Regions from separate parts of the Homo sapiens genome. Here region 2 is linked to region 1. The links are chromatin loops, found by intact Hi-C in ENCODE. Cell type or tissue: OCI-LY7. All regions are shown on one strand. Each heading gives the region's core, and the rest is flanking DNA. Links, peaks and the distances in the headings are about the cores only.

Region 1 (8,332 bases), core at 9-8,008:
TTCCACAGTGGCTGAACTAATTTACTCTCCCACCAACAGTGTATAAGTGTTCATTTTTCTCCAGCTTCTGTTTTTTGACTAGTAATAGCCGTTATGACTGGTGTGAGATGTTATCTCATTGTGAGTTTGATTTGCATTTCTCTAATAAGTGATACTGAGCTTTTTTTCATATGCTTGTTGGTTGCATGTATGTCTGCTTTTGAAAAGTGTCTGTTCATGTCCTTTGCCCACTTTTCAATGGAGTGTTTGTTTTTTGCTTGTAAATTTAAGTTCCTTATATATGCTAGATATTAGACTTTTGTCAGATGCATAGTTTGCAAATATTTTCTCCCATTCTGTAGGATTTGCTCTGTTGTTTCTTTACTCTGTTGTTTTGTTTATTCTGTTGATAGTTTCTTTTGCTGTACATAAGCTCTTAAGTTTAATTAGATCCCGTTTGTCAATTTTTGCTTTTGTTGCAATTGCTTTTGGCATCTTCATCATGAAATCTTTGCCCATTCCTATGTTCAAAATTGTATTGCCTAGTTTTCTTCCAGGACTTTTGTAGTTTTGGGTTTTACATTTAAGTCTTTAATCATCTTGAGTTGATTTTTATATGTGGTGTAAGGGAAGGGTCCAATTTTAATCCTCTGTATATGGCTAGCCAGTTATCCCAGTACCGCTTATTGAATAGGGTGTTACTTCCCCATTGCTCATTTTTATCTGCTTTATTGATGATCAGATGATTGTAGGTGTGTGGCCTTATTACTGGGCTCTCTATTCTGTTCCATTGGTCTATATGTCTGTTTTTGTACCAGTACCACACTGTTTTGGTTACTGTAGCCCTGTAGTATAGTTTCAAGTCAGTTAGTATGATGCCTCCAGTTTTGTTCTTTTTGCGTAGGGATCGCCTTGGCTATTCAGGCTCTTTTTTGGTTCCATATGAATTTTAAAATAGTTTTTTCTAGTTCTGTGAAGAATCTCATGATAGTTTAATAGGAATAGCATTGAATCTAGAAATTGCTTTGGGCAGTATAACCATTTTAATGCTATTGATTCTTCCTATCCATGAGCATGGAATGTTTTTACATTTGTTTGTGTCCTCTCTGATTTCTTTGAGCAGTGTTTTGTGGTTCTTATCATAGAGATCTTTCACCTACCTAGTTAGCTGTATTCCTAGGTATTTTATTCTTTTGTGGCAGCTGCGAATGGGATTACATTCCTGATTTGGCTCTTGGCTTGGCTGTTGTTGGTGTATAGGAATGCTAGTGATTTTGGCACATTAATTTTGTCTCTTGAGACTTTGCTGAAGTTGTTTATCAGTTGAAGGAATTTTGGGCAGAGATTATGGGGTTTTCTAAATATAGAATCATGTTGTCTGCAAACAGGGATAGTTTGACTTCTTCTCTTCCTATTTGGATGCCCTTTATTTCTTTCTATTACCTGATCACCCTGGCCAGGACTTCCAATACTACGTTAAATAGGAGAGGTGAGAGAGGACATCCTTGTCTTATTCTGATTTTCAAATGGAATGCTTCCAGCATTTGCCCATTCAGTATGATGTCAGCTGACATCACTCTTTTTAAATTTTCTTCATAGTATTTATTACCACCTGATGTTTTTTTCATTGTTTTGTTTAGGCATTTGTCTATTTATAGGTGTTCTTCCAACAGAATGTAGCCTGTGGAGAGTAGGAGTTTACAAGACCTTGAACTACAGATCCTAGAATAATGCCTAACACAAAATAAGAACTAGCTGGAAATTTCCCAAGGAGAACTTGGCTTAGCACTGCAAGGGCTTTCAGAATAGTGTTTTAGAGAAAAAAATATATAATAAATCCAGAAGACTTTCATTTTGTTTCACAAGCATCTGAAACTCAGCACAAGCAATTGACCACAGCATGTTTCTCTTTACCTATTCAAGCTGGCTCCTCCCCCTGCTCTCCTCCTCAAGCCCCCGAATACAAATGCCATCCACCCACTGTCAAATAGACAACCTAAATAAGAAAATAAAACCCTTCCAGGCGCGGTGGCTGTAATCCCAGCACTTTGGGAGGCTGAGGCGGGCGGATCACTTGAGGTCAGGAGTTCGAGACCAGTCTGGCCAATGTAGTGAAACCCCTTCTCTACTAAAAATACAAAAATTAGCCAGGCGTGGTGGTGCATGCCTGTGGTCCCAGATACTCAGGAGTCTGAGGCAGGAGAATCGCTTGAACCCGGGAGGCAGAGGTTGCAGTGAGTCGAGATTGTGCCACTTCACTCCAGCTTGGGTGAGAGAGTGAAACTGAGGTTTGTTTTCAGTGCCGGAAATTTCTGATCTTTAGGGTGAAATACCTCAGTTTCTATCATGAATAAATTAGTTTCTAAAAAACCATTCCTAGCCGGGTGCGGTGGGTCACGGCTGTAATCTCAGCACTTTGGAAGGCTGAGGTGGGCGGATCACCTGAGGTCAGGAGTTGGAAACTAGACTGGCCAACACGGTGGAACTCCATCTCTACTAAAAATACAAAAATTAGCCAAGCGTTGTGGCGGGCACCTGTAATCCTGGTTACTCGGGAGGCTGAGGCAGGAGAATCACTTGAACCCGGGAGACGGAGGATGCAGTGAGCCGAGATTGCGCCATTGCACTCCAGCCTGGGTGACAAGAGTGAGACTCCATCTCAAAAACAAAAACAAAAACAAACAAAACAAAACAAAACAAAACATTCCTTTGGCGCCAATAAAACACACAGGGATGCCTGTGCCCTAAATGATCATCCAGCGAGAGCTCTGGTTATATACTCACAGCAAGCAGCTGTGGAATGCAGGATAGGGTAGGAGGTGGGCCAGGGGCTTGCTGTGGCCTCCGTTCTGAAACCGATCCCAACACGCCCGCGTCCTGCTCCAGTCCCTTCCCCTTGGCCCTGGAGCGAGGTGAGTCTTCAATGGAGGTGTTGATCGTGCCTGGGTGAGTTTTTAAAATGAAACATCTCCGCTGTTAGATCTCTGGCAGCGCGAGGCTGTGTACACGAAACTAGAAGCAAAACAGTCCGTTTCGTGTACTACTTATTCCAGTACCTCCCCATAAAAGTACGCACAACCCTAGAGGGATGCCCGCTAGGTGGCGCTCGTCCTCCACCATACCCAGGAGGGTTCGAGGCTGGCACGTCTTTTTAACACCCTGAGGGGTGATCTCCAACCCTGGCTTTTTAGGTAAGAAAACTAAGCCCCAAAGAGGGTCTTGCGTGAGGTCGCTTGGCTACGTCTCAGAACCGCGCGCACAATCTGGTTTCTGAACCTAATGAGTTTCCATCACCTGGCTGTCTCCCTCTACACACGGTTTAGTTTGTTGATTATAATAAAATGGTGTGTTTCCTTCTTTCTACACAACGAGGTTTACGTTCAGATCCGCAGGCCTTGGTGTGATTTGTTTTCAAATGCGTGGAACAGAAAAAAAGTCATTAGATTTGTCTGACTAAATTTTTTCTTTGATTACCTTAAATCCGAACGAAGCTCCTTTTCCAATGAATAAGCAATTAAAAATGGGTAAGGTCTATGATGGGAAACAATTAATAAGGTTAATGAGAAAAGCCGATTAGAGTAGAAAATCCAACTGGATTTGACATCAGACAAAGCCTGATTTAAATCCTGACAGCCACTTACTGATAGTCAGGAGTCTCAGTTTCTTCATCTGTAAAACGGGCATAACAATGTTTTCTACTCATTCCAATCCCAGGGGTGTGTACATTCAATGAAACAATAGGCTTTGGTTCCTGGCACACTGTCAGTGAGCAATATTTGTTAAAATATAAAACTACCTTTTATATTATTATTTATAGTATTATAAGCTGGCCAGTTACAATACAGCCTCTCTCTGCAGTCTGATATATTTTGATCGTGTGCATGAAAAACGCTGCAGGGCGCTGGATTACTCAGGAACGCAGGCGCGGGTGCTGGACGCTTGGGATGCTTAGGCGGTTTGGATCGCCCTCGGGAGTCTGCGGATTGGGACCGACGGTCAGTGCTGGGCGCGACCTCTGCCTGGACCTGGCTCTGGGGAGCCGGCAACGCTGCCCCTCCCTCCCCTCGCCCCCGCCCCCACCCCAAACACACACACACACCCTTCACTTGCTCACTCAGTGAAGCACCGGGTTCAGAAGGCACCGGGTCCAAACCCTCGTTTTAAAGGACTGGAAGCTAGAGAAGGCAGGTGACTTCAATCAAGGTCACCGGCATCTGAGGGACGAACCCCGCATGGCCTTTCGTTGCTGGGCAGCACCCGGCGCGCGCGACCTCCGGCCGCTGGCGTCAGGGAAGGCGGCCCAGGGCACAGGTGGCGGGCGTCGGGGGCGAGGCGCGCGGTGGCGCAGCCAGGAAATCCCGAGCCCACTGGGCGCCCCCCTCGGGAGCGCGGGCACGTGTGCAGCAGTTTACTGCGCGCCCCCGAGGGCCGGGGCTTCCCCTTCCCCGCCCCCTTGGCTTTCGCAGTCAAATCCCGCTCTCCGCCCGCCGCCCGCGGAAGTCTCACCGCGCAGCAGCACCCCCAGCCCGGGCGGTTCCGGGGACCGAAGGGCGCGGCACGTAGGGGGCCCGTAGGATCCAAACTGCGGAGGAGAAGCAGGAGGAGGGAGGAGGAAGAAGACAAAGGTGTGGAGGAGGAGGGGAGGGAGGAAGAAGGAAGAGAGGCAGAAGACTAGGAAAAAATGGGCCCGTGGGCGCGGAGGGGGCGCGGCGGGGTAGAGAGGCGCGGACGCTGAGCGAGCCCGGTGCCTCTCGAAAGCCTCACCGGCCGCCCGGCCGGGCCGCGCAGCTCCGCCAACTCCCGGGCCGGCCCAAGCCGGAGCGTGGCGCCCGTCGGGAGGTTGCAGAGTTCCTGGAGCTCACAGCTGAGCCCGAAGGAAGTCGCCCTCGATGGGCAGGAAGCGGGACCCAGGCACGCCCGCGCGGTCGCGTCCAGATCTGCCGTCCTCCGACAGGCGCAGGCCTGCTGCGCCTTCGCCACACACCGCCACTCTGGGCCTGGACTCCGTAGTTACGCCGGGATATCTCTGGGCATACAACCACCTCCCCTTCCCCACAGTCTTTTCATCTCCACCCGACCCCTTGCTAGGAGCAGCTTCTAGTTGCAGCTCAAGACCCGCGAGTTCACCCTCCGCGCCAAGCACCCAACTCCCGGCTCTGCCTACAGTCACCCACAGACCTAATGATCGACTAAGCGCCGTAATGGCCCGAGATGACACCAGGAGACTCCCTTGCTGTGCGCCTCCGGAAGACGCGGAACGTAGCCCCTTTCTCACACTCCTGGGACACAAAAATACCCGACAACTCAAAGTCGCCAAACCACATCTTTTCATGCTTTGAAGACTTCTGCCCAAGGCTGTGGCAGGAGTATGTCCAACTGTGATTTGGGATTCTTTTTAAACATCGAATCAAAGGGAAGAGGGGAGGGATTCGCAACTAAATGGTAGTTGTTTTCAAGCAAGTCTTTACGTAGCCCCAAACCTACTCTAGTATTCGGTGATTCAGCCCCAAAACATCTCTGCCTGCCTTTATGTTCGGATCTCACTCCATTATTTGTCAGCACCAAGTACTAAACCCACAAAGCGATCGCTGTACGGGACACCAAACCCATACCTGCCCGTCCCCTACCTTCCAGGCAACCAGTGTCAATCTCCTCACTATACATAATTCCCAACATCCCTGCCCGAAGTGAGGAGAACGGTAATTTAAATAATACAGCGGGGGAGGAGAGGACACACTGTTTTTGAAAGACTGTAAGCATTCTGCTGTTCCACTCTGCGTCCTTACACTTGCTGAGCACTGACACCAAATTTAAATGGCGTTCCTTCAAAACTGATGTAATTGTAAAGAGCTGTAAAGGGCAATGACCTCAAGTGGATGTTTTTTCCCAGGTACCCTACAAGGTTTGCACAAAGCAAGAAAGCATCATGTAACCGAAATGCTGAAAAGTATAGATGCTGCAAAACCTCATTCTGAGACTGAGAACTATGAATAGTCAGTGTATTTCCTTCTGCGGTGCAGAAAAAGAACAACCAAAAAGAAAGCAACAAGGGGAGATGTTATTTATTTTAATGACACCAAAACTACCAATCCTAGCAATTTAATAAATTAAAATCATAGTCCTTTAAATGTATTTAATGGTTCAAGTTTGTGTATTTGGTGTTAACTCTCTGGTAAAGTTTATGGAAAACAGTGAAGTACGTTAATTGAGCAAATTTTATATTAAAAAAGGAATAACACATTTTAAAATGTTTTTATATACCCACAATATTTGTGTTTCTTAGCTTGGTTCCTACTATTACATAATACAATGCATTTCTTATTTTTTAAAGAGCAAAAAGTGTTGTCACTTCTGGATCACTTTATGGTAATTCCTAGGTATACTTCTAAGCAAACAAACATATCTATTTATAATTTTATTCAACTCACAAGTAAGAGATATTTAAAAAAAACAAATTGAAAGTTTTTTTTTTCTTCCTGATGCAAAACTTAACAAACTCCAATTAAATTCAATATTGGTCTGCCAGGGAAACGACCATAAAATTTACAGAAATTCTCCCAAAGATGCCTTTCAATTCTTCTCCTGACTTTAGTTCTAACTATACCATTTTTTTATAATTCCTCTATAAAAATCGAATCAAATCAAAGACGACGAGGAAAGAAAAATATTTCTAGAGTGATCTTAATTAACTGATCATTTCAGCAAAGAGCATTAGCAATGAAGAAGCGGCGAAACTGTAGGGAGAAAAAAAAGGATGCATTTTGTTCTTCGTGTTTATAATCCTTCCTAGAGAACAGAAACTACGAGCATGATTTATGGAACTGCATTATCTTGGATTTTCTCCGCAGATTTGACTCAACTTAGTATCAGTGTTCTGTTAAAGCGCTGGAATAAGTGGATACATCTGCAGAGGTAAGAAACGTGGTTTGGGTCGGATGAGCCTCCTTGTTGCTGGAGGGTGCTTCGAGGACCAGGCTTAGGAGAGAAGGGGTTAAGTCAGACCCTGTCTTTAGCGGCGCAACGTGCCCAGTTTTGTCTGTTAAAGTCAACGTCGCCCAACTGGAGCCAGCCAATGGACGGCCGGGAGCGCCCGGGACAGCCCAGTGGAGGGGTGTGGCCTCAGGCTGTCACTCAGCAGTGAGGAATGACACCCGGGCGGGAGGGGGGTGGTACAGTGGAACGCAAGGGAAGGAAAGAGAAAAGAAACAGATAAAACCAGGGCAGGGGGTAAAAAAGTTCCCCGCGCCTCTCGGAATCCAGCGGCCGCGGCCGCGGCTACCGCCGCCGCCGCCGGGGGTGGGCTCCGGAAGAGCCTGCCCAGCAGGGAAGGGGAGGACGGGCCAGGAGCGAAATCCTGCAGGCGAGGAAGGGACAGACGCGCAAAGAAAAAGTGACTCGGGCTGTGCGCCCCGGCGGCGCTCGGGAGGGGACTGCTGCCACGGAGGGGCCCCCGCCAATCCTCCTTCACGTCCCCCGAGGGGGCAGACCCCAGCCCGCCCCTAAGGGCGAGAAGCGATGAGATAATCCAGCTGAGCTGCGAAAGGAGAGCGTCTGGCTCTGGATTCGGGGGGAGGGGGTCTCCGGGCGGGGTGGGCCTCTAAGGTGGGGGCGAGGGTCGGCGCTGATCCTGGGACGGAGTGGGGCGGGAGCTGCTGGGCCGCGCAGCAGTGGGCGGCGGCGGCCTCGCACACCCAGCTCACTCGCGCTGCGGCCGCCGGCGCTCTCTGTCCCGCTCGGAGCTGCTCGGCGCCCCAGCTGCCCGCCCCGCCGGCCGCTCCTGCCCGCGGCGCAGATGGCTGTGCGCGGCGCCAACACCTTGACGTCCTTCTCCATCCAGGCGATCCTCAACAAGAAAGAGGAGCGCGGCGGGCTGGCCGCGCCAGAGGGGCGCCCGGCGCCCGGGGGCACAGCGGCATCGGTGGCCGCGGCTCCCGCTGTCTGCTGTTGGCGGCTCTTTGGGGAGAGGGACGCGGGCGCGTTGGGGGGCGCCGAGGACTCTCTGCTGGCGTCTCCTGCCGGTACCAGAACAGCTGCGGGGCGGACTGCGGAGAGCCCGGAAGGCTGGGACTCGGACTCCGCGCTCAGCGAGGAGAACGAGAGCAGGCGGCGCTGCGCGGACGCGCGGGGGGCCAGCGGGGCCGGCCTTGCGGGGGGATCCTTGAGCCTCGGCCAGCCGGTCTGTGAGCTGGCCGCTTCCAAAGACCTAGAGGAGGAAGCCGCGGGCCGGAGCGACAGCGAGATGTCCGCCAGCGTCTCAGGTCTGCTGCGGCTTCGCGGGGATGGGGGCCGGGCTGAGGGGATGGACGCGGAGGGCAACCACGCCGAGTGGGGTGGTCGGCTTGAGCACCCTGCG
Region 2 (8,332 bases), core at 251-8,250, 190 kb after region 1:
ATCCTGTCTCTGCCACTCATGCGCTATACGACCTTGGCCAAATTCCTTAGCTTTTCTGGTTCTCAGTTTCCTAATGTGTAAAATATGGATAATAATACATATCTCCCTGGGTAATTTTAAGGATGGAATGAGATGACTTACTTATAGCACTTTGCACTGTATAATACCTGGCATGAAGTGAATGCATAATAAATGTCACAGTTATTATTGGAATAATTCTCAAGGCAACTAGTTATTTAATGGCAATGCCCAGGGTTCACTGAACTTAAAGTTTTTTGGCCATCAAGACTGAGTCTAGGTCGTCTTGTTCTGTGAGCCCCAGCTGCTGATGTACTTATGCTCCTCTTAGAAATAGTGCAGGCAGTAAGCAGGTGAAATTCATGAGTAGCTATCTGTTGAGATTATTTTGGCTGCAAATAATAATACCCAACTTAACATGTCTTAAATTAAGAATATTAATCGGCCGGGTATGGTGGCTCACGCCTATATTCCCAGCACTTTGGGAGGCCGAGGCTGGCAGATCATTTGAGGTCAGGAGTTTGAGACCAGCCTGGCCAACATGGTGAAACTCTATCTCTACTAAAAATACAAAAATTAGCTGGGTGTGGTGGTGCACACCTGTAATCCCAGCTACTTGGGAGGCTGAGGCAGGAGAATTGCTTGAACCTGGGAGATGGAAGTTGCAGTGAGCCAAGATTGTGCCACTGCACTCCAGCTGGGTGACAGAGTGAGACTGTCTCAAATATGTGTGTGTGTGTATATATATATATCACCTCTCATAAGAAGTATGTTCAGGGTAAGATGATCCCAGAGTTGTTTAATTAACCTGCCCAAAGATTCCACCAAGTTCCCATTTTCTTTCCTTTCTTTTCTGCCATCCTTAGCCTGTGGCTGTTAGGCTGGCTCCTTCATGATCCCAAGATGGCTGCAATAACTCCAGGCATCACATCTTTACATCACAAAATGCAAAGGTCAGAAAGAGGAAAGATGGCTCATCCTATCCTCACATCTCTTTCAAAGACAGGAAATAAATTTCCCCAAAGCCCCACCTTCCAGAAGATCTCTCATCAGTTTTTTGGGCCAGAATTTTATCAAATGTTTATCCCAGACCAGTGGTAAGGGAAATGGGCAGGGCCAGAAATTCTCAATTCTAGCTGAGAACAAATTGGGGACCTTTTAAAATAATTACAGATGTCTAGGTTCTGCCCTTAGAGGTTGATTTAATTGGGTTAAATTAAATTTAGATTTAATTTAATTTCATTTAATTGGGTGGGGCCTTGTACACACATGTGTGTGTATGTGTGTGTGTGTGAACATGTGTACACTCTGGGGAGCTCTGATGCGCATGTAACATTGAGAACCATTGGTTTAGACCATCCAAGTTTCACCTTCTGGGAGAGAGAGCATTTTAGCCTTCACTGAAGCACATGGCCACAGGATATCTGGACCAAATTGCCGTTCTAGAAAGAGGACCATGACTATTGGGTGAACATCCAAAAGAATCTGAAAGAAGCAATGGGACAGGAATGGATAACCTCTCCCACTGAGACCGTACAGTCCTGGAGTGAATGATACCCCCTAAAGGAATGAAATGCTTTCCAGTCAACCAGCACTAGAATCAGTGAAGCTGCTTATTGTTGAAAATGCATATCCCTGGGCTAAACTACAAATCCACAGTCTCTAAATCTCTGGGAGTTTGCACTTTTCACAAGATCCCTAGTTGATTCTTATGCTCACTGATGATTAAAAATAGTTGCCTAGTGGATTTCACTGCCAGCCCAATTACCACAAGCATTCTGGAAACAACAAACATCTTTTCCTAGAAAATTTAGGATATCTGGATTAGGCCATGTGGTATTGTGAAAAGAACAAGTGTTCAAATCTGACTGATCTGAGTCTGAATTCCAGTTCTGCCACCTGTACATTGCACCATTTTGGTTAACATCATCTCTTTGAGCCTCCATTGTCTTATCCACACAATCAAGAGAGTAATACCTACTTCTTAATTTTGAGATTAAATGAGATCAAGGAAATGAGAGCAGCTGACACAGATTAGGGCACAATGGATGTCAGTTAGAATTTGGGTCTTCTAACTTTCAGGCCCACACTGCCTCCCAAAATAGTTTACTGAGGTTCTTCCAAAAGCAATAGAATGGGAGCGCTATGCCCTAGGCTGCAAAGAGCCAAAGCATTGAAGTTGAGACACTTCCCCAAAGTGAAATTGCTTGGTGTTTTAGCCTTAAGGAAAAAGTCTTCCTGGGAAAGCAAAGCTAAAAAACTAAAGCTTCCTGGAGGGCCAATTTTTTTAGTCCAGATCAGAAAATGTAATGGGCCTGCTCTGGAGTCTCTGGCTTGTCTGACATGGTTGTGACCTGAATACATGATCAAAGCAACAACAGTACTGTTCCTCTGGGTTGTTAGGCAGGAACCTTGGCACGAATTGTTCAGAAAGGGTCATAGGCAGGGTTGGGTGGAAGGTTTTCTATCACTATTTAGGAAAGAGTGAAGTGTGAGGTCTGGCTGTATTCAAGGCTATGCCAGACTCCAAAGAGCCCATGCTTAACTGCTTAATGGAAGCTCTGGGCTTGGCCAGCCTCCTCCCTGTCAACCCGGTGGCCTCTCTATCTGCCTACTGTACAGGGAAAGAGTCAAGTGTAAACTAATACTTCATGTAAATGGGCTGTCAGGTCACTGAACCAGTATGTTACAGTTAATCTGTTAAAAACAGCAAGGTCCCCCATTTGTAAACATCCCCTTGATAAGCTCTTCATAGCATATACAACCTAGGAAAATGAATGGCATCCCACCAGCTGCCCTGGAGTCAATGCCCCTCTGTGCTCGTCCAGATGACCTCTCATTTCAGCTCAGCCCAGACTATCCCAGTCCAATTCATGTGGACACACCTGAGCCGAGCTCTGTACTGTTCCTGGGGTGGGGGTCAGGGGTTCCCAAGGGAGAGCCAGAGAGAACCTCCAGCTTTAAATGACTTAGATAATGGGAGATGTGGTAACTTTGGAATACTGCCTGGTGTAAAGGCCGGAATTGTGGACTGAAAAGTTACGCACCCCTGGCCTTGGATCCTAGTTCCCAAGCTCAATGCTGTATGGCTTTGCCAAGTTAATGAGTCACATCTCATATGTTTTTAACTCCTATGGATTTAACTCCATGCACGTAGTAAAAGAGAGTGAGGAGAGAGACTGCTATAAATAGTGTGGATGATTTTGACTTCCAGTCTATTCAGTGAACAATATAACCTGGAATGAGAGGTGATGTGGAACTCAGTTGTCTGAGTCAATTTTGGTCCTTGCTTGTCACTTATGCCATTAATATCTTGTGTTGGGTGTGATTCAAGTATTTAGGGCATACATAGTTGGCTATAGGACTTTTTTGCCTGGCTTGCTAACTTCAGAATCCAATCCCTGTGTAAGATTGGATTTCATTCTATCTACCCAACATAGTGGTGGCACTTGTCAGGCCATATTATGTCATTTTCCCTTTTAATGTGGGAGGCCCTGTGAGAGAAGAATCTGGTTCTTCAATTTTCCGATTCTCTTGCTTCCCTTCTCTCCCAGAACCTAGCACAGAGCCCTGTACTTAATAAATAGTAAAATTAGCACTTGGTGCCTACAGTGGTCCTCTCTGCCCCTACCTCATCCTTAAATGGAAGCAAAAGCAGGAGTACGCCAGTGTGACTCACCCTTTCTAGCCAAGGTGGTCAGCTCAGGGCTGAATCCATCTCTAGGATTACAGAACTTAAGAATAACACAGTGGCTTGGAAATGAAAGATGGAGGTAGAGCTTTTGATGGCATTCAAATCTCTGGTTCCATTGTGTCCTGGAGTTCAAACACATATCTATGCTTAAGTTCTGTGAGGCCCAGCAGCCATGTAAAAAGCTCATAGGCTTACCTAAGCTAGTTGAGGGCAGGTTTCCGTCACTGCAACTAAAATAGTCCTAAGCAACACAATAATTTAGATTATTAAATGGTCCTGTGTCACTTGCATCAAGAGTTCAAGACAGACTCATTAGCAGGGATTCTCAGAGCAGTCCTGTCTTAAGAATAAACTTTGTTTATTCTTAAATGGCCACAGAGCTGAAACAATTAGTTGATAGTCATAGGCCCAGGCCATCACTTGTTTGAACCAAACCTTATACAAGTATACTCTAGAAATGAAAATTCCTCAGGCCAACCATTGCGATGCACTGGTTACCTGTCCTCAAACATAACTAAAGGATGAAGTGTAGAGACTGTTAGCTTTGCTTTCCCAGGAGGACTTTTTCCTTAAGGCTGAAACACCAAGCAATTGCATTTTAGGGAAATGTCTCAACTTCAGTGTTTTGGTTCATTACAACCTAGGGCACGGCACTCCCATTCTATAGCTTTTGGAAAAACTTCAACAAACTATTTTGGGAGACAGTGTGGGCTTGAAAGTTAGAAGACCCAAATTCTAGTTTGCTATATGATTATGAACAATTTGCTTCGTCTCCCAGGCCCTCCATTTACTGGTTTGTAAAATGAGGGCATTAGATTAGGAATGAAACATAAGTTTTGTCTGGCCGTCTGCCTCCACACTTGCCAGCTAACTCCACTTCTACCTTCCCACCCAAATTACCATGTAATGTTCAGTGCACAAACTCACAAACTAAGGAATGAAAGAAATATTCCTTTATTTTTGTCTGAAGCCCTTCTTGTACCTGTGTGGTCTGTCTCATTTATTTTCCCAGGGTCACGAACAAGTTCTGGAAGCTTTTTAGAGAGGCAGGTCCATTTGGTCTTCACAGGCATCCATCTTCACCAGCATCCACAGAGACACCCCCATTATCCTGTTTCATCCTCAGTCATTGGTCTGAACAGGTTGCCTTGGAGATGTCTCATTGCCCTGAGTAAGGGTCCTTCAAGCCAGCAGTTCTGTCCTCTACCCCTGGGCCACTCATGACACATGTGTATCATTCTGATACTACCAAGGCAGTCAGACTTGAAGAAATCAGTGGGTTGTCTCAGTCTGATTGCTGAGACATCTCCACAACCATATCTATATTCAGACCTTGCTGCTACCCTGGTTCTGATCCAGGTGAAGAGGAATAAATCTCCCTTTCTCTTGGATCCAACAAAGTGTCTTTGGGACTCATTCCAAGAATCAAACCCAGAGCCTTTTTTCAGAGACACTGCACCTCTTCGCACTCCTCACTTTCCTTCTGACTCACTGCAATTTCTTAAATTGGAGTATCTTTATCATGCAGGTGTGCACCTCTGTGTAATTCCTTTTGTCCATTTTGCTTTCTCCTCAGTCTATTATCTATGCTGAATCTTATCAATTTCTTTCACAACCTAGGATCTTAACACTGAAAACCTAAAAAGACACTTTTTTGGCCTTTTTTTTTTTTTCATATAACTTCCCTAAAATAATGGACACTGACTGGTGCTACTTTTGATGGAATACGAAGAAGGAAGGCACACATGTAAATAAGAATATGAGAATAAAAACCCAGTTCATTTTTCTAAATATTATCCCACAACACAACAAAGTGAAGTGTGAGCTGTGCTCCAAAGGAAGCACTCTCCCCATTTGCATCAGTCGGCATCTCAGTTGCAAACAACAGAATCCACTGTGTTTTAAACAGAGAAAACATTAATTCATTGCCTTCAGAGTCTTTGGGAGGTCCAGAGAGCCATGCTCAGGGATAATGCAAGCAGGAACACTCACATCACACCCCTCCATGGTTCACAGCTGCGATCTCATGGTATTGGGGCCCAGATACCACAATTGACACCATACATGAATACGGGGCACTATTTCTAAGATCTCTGCCCCTCTGCTGAAGTGTCTCTGCCACATGCTGCTATTCTCACCCTGAAGTTGATTCTGCGTGGCACCTCCTTCCTCACATTGCTCCCTCCGGATAGAAAGAACATGTCTGATGGACAGAGCTGAGGTCATGTGCTGACCTCCTAACTGCAAGGAAGCCTGGGAAGATAAGCTTTCTGGCTTAGAACTTGAAGAGGTGGGACTCATAATGTAGGAAATTACCAGAAAGTGGGAAAGATATTCAAAAGATAATTAGTGCCATTGATAACAAGTGTCACAATGCTCTTCTTTGCAGCCAAGCTCAATATTTGACCTGCTCTAGGGAGATTTCCCTGCATAAGTCTCTATCATATGCTTCCTCTCTCCAATTTGTCATAGCCTTTATAGTCTGACACTATAGGGTTTTATTCTCACTGCTGGCTGATATGGTCTATAACACATCCGCAAGCTGGCATAGTCAGTTTAGTTTAGTCAGTGTTAGTCAGTGTTCTGACTCTAAAATAAAAGATGACTTGAGAACAACCTTGTTATGCCTGCTAACTCTGGAGACTAAATCTATGTTCCTGATTGTAATTGTATTGGTTTTGTAAAAAGACATAGTATTACCCTTTTTTTTTTTTTTTTTTCTTCTTCCATGTGCTAGGCACTTTTATAATAATAAAAGCCATTTAGGCTGGGTTCAGTGGCTCACGCCTGTAATCCCAGCACTTTGGGAGGCGGGTGCAGGCAGATCACCTGAGGCCAGGAGTTCAAGACCAGCCTGCCAACATGGTGAAACCCTGTCTCTACTAAAAATTTAAAAATTAGCCAGCCATGGTGATATGAATCTGTAAGCCCAGCTACTTGGGAGTCTGAGGCAGGAGAATCACTTGAACCCAGGAGGTGGAGGTTGTGATGAGCACTCCAGCCTGGAGTGTCACCTGGGTGACAGAGCAAGACTTCGTCTCAAAATAAAATAAAAGCCATTTATTAAACAAAGTGTCAAATGGAACATAGGTTAACTTCAGGGCTGACTGGCACCTCGGCCACCTGCCCTATGGTGAGAACAGGTTTCCAGTGGTTTGGCCACGGGTCTCTGGACACACTGACTAAAAACTTGTATTCATGCCAGGGCAACCTTCACATTCTCCAGGGGAAGGACTGTGAAGGAAAAGGTGAGGAGAAACTTACGAGGCGGAAGAGAAGATTTCATCATGCGTTAACTTGAAGAATGGGAGAAAGATTTCTAGGGAAATCTTTAGAGGGAAGTGCTGCCTGAAGCTCTGATTCTTGGATAAATTCATGTAAAAGAATGAGAACTATTGCAGATGGAAAATTTGACTGTCGAGTCAGTCCAATTATAACTGTTTTTTAGAATTTTCAGAATGAAGTTAAGAAAATTGTAGAAAACAAAAATGCACTAGAAGCACCCACAAAACCTCTATACCTTAATGGTTATACCTCACAGTTGGTATTAATATTTTTATTCTAGAACTTGTATTTATAATCTTCCATCCTTTTCACTTCATATCAGTTTGTAATGCCTTTTAAATATGGCCAAATAGTTTCATAATTATTATTTTTAATGAGTTAAAATGTTTCTTTGAGTAAATATGTCATAATTATACAACCTTTATCCTATTTTTGGAGACAGAAGGTTTCCTCAACTTTTTAGGTATGGTAAATGATGCAACTTCCATCCTCTACACTCACAGATGAGTCTTCCTGCCCACCCTGTATTTGCTCAGTCTCAGGCAAAGCTGCATCACCCATTCTGTCTCAGGCCATTACCTCCACATGTGTTGCCAGTCTCCTGCCTGTATGAGGTCTTATAGAGTATTCAATCCCCTATCTCTCCTATATTTTCAACTCTTAAACACCTCCAGTCATGTGTGAGGCTTTCCTGTCTTAAAATAAAAGGCTCCCTTGGCCTTGATTCTCCCTCTTGACCCTAGAAACCCTCCACTCGAGCCCGGGTTGCATCTCAGGGCATCCTGGCTCCTGTCCCCTCCAGCCCATGGGAACTGCCCTTGCAAAGGCCCCCAGAGGGCTCATGCTGACCTTTCTCAGGCTATATCATAAGACTTGGCTTCTTCATCTTATGATATCCCTGCATCCTTGGCTTCTGCTCCTCTCCAATGGCTCTGTGTCTTCAGTCTCTATCTCCTTGCACATGTCTGCCTTTCCTTACATATTGGTTCTCCCAAGGATCCCATTCTTGGTTTACTTCTCACCCAAGAGATGTTCTCTCTTTCTCTGGAGTTTTATTCATTCTCAGTTTCAACCACTCTTGGTGTCTTAGTCAGGAGTCTCCAGAGAAACAGAGCCAATTAGATAGATAGATAGATAGATAGATAGATAGATAGATAGATAGATAGATAGATGACAGATAATCTAGGAGATTAATTATGGGAATCCGCTCATGTGATAATGGAGGCTGAGACACCCCAAGGTACTACTGTCTTCAAGGAGGAGAATCAGCAAAGTCAGTGGTGTCATTTGGTCTAAGTCTTGAGAAACTGGGAGGTGGCTGATATAAGTCCTGGA

What was found. A loop is a pair of places that touch in the nucleus more often than their neighbours do. Peaks named below come from ENCODE experiments on the same cell type or tissue, not always from the same donor. Only the 100,000 strongest peaks of a DNase experiment are listed, where the experiment ranks them.
Region 2: it touches region 1 in a loop (2.5-fold over the local background); 2 of 110 quality-filtered maps call a loop at or near these places.

Annotation. Positions count from the first base shown.
Region 1 is chr4:13,543,854-13,552,185 of GRCh38, reverse strand. It overlaps NKX3-2 (NK3 homeobox 2), which reads left to right and starts at 7,678. Exons shown (of 2, transcript NM_001189.4): 1 at 7,678-8,237. The coding sequence starts at 7,772. It overlaps LINC01096 (long intergenic non-protein coding RNA 1096), which reads left to right and starts at 4,362. Exons shown (of 1, transcript NR_015450.1): 1 at 4,362-6,110. RefSeq lists enhancers at 2,887-3,181, 4,551-5,051, 5,052-5,552 and silencers at 4,226-4,525, 4,716-4,835. In OCI-LY7, for the core only: CTCF peaks have their summits at 2,870 and 3,081 (motif pointing right); DNase peaks (open chromatin) are centred at 3,085, 4,405 and 7,065; H3K4me3 peaks cover 3,269 bases.
Region 2 is chr4:13,349,982-13,358,313 of GRCh38, reverse strand. No RefSeq gene overlaps it. Among named protein-coding and RNA genes, the nearest start is that of RAB28, 130 kb to the left of the region's middle. In OCI-LY7, for the core only: no CTCF peak of the experiment used is centred there; no DNase peak of the experiment used is centred there.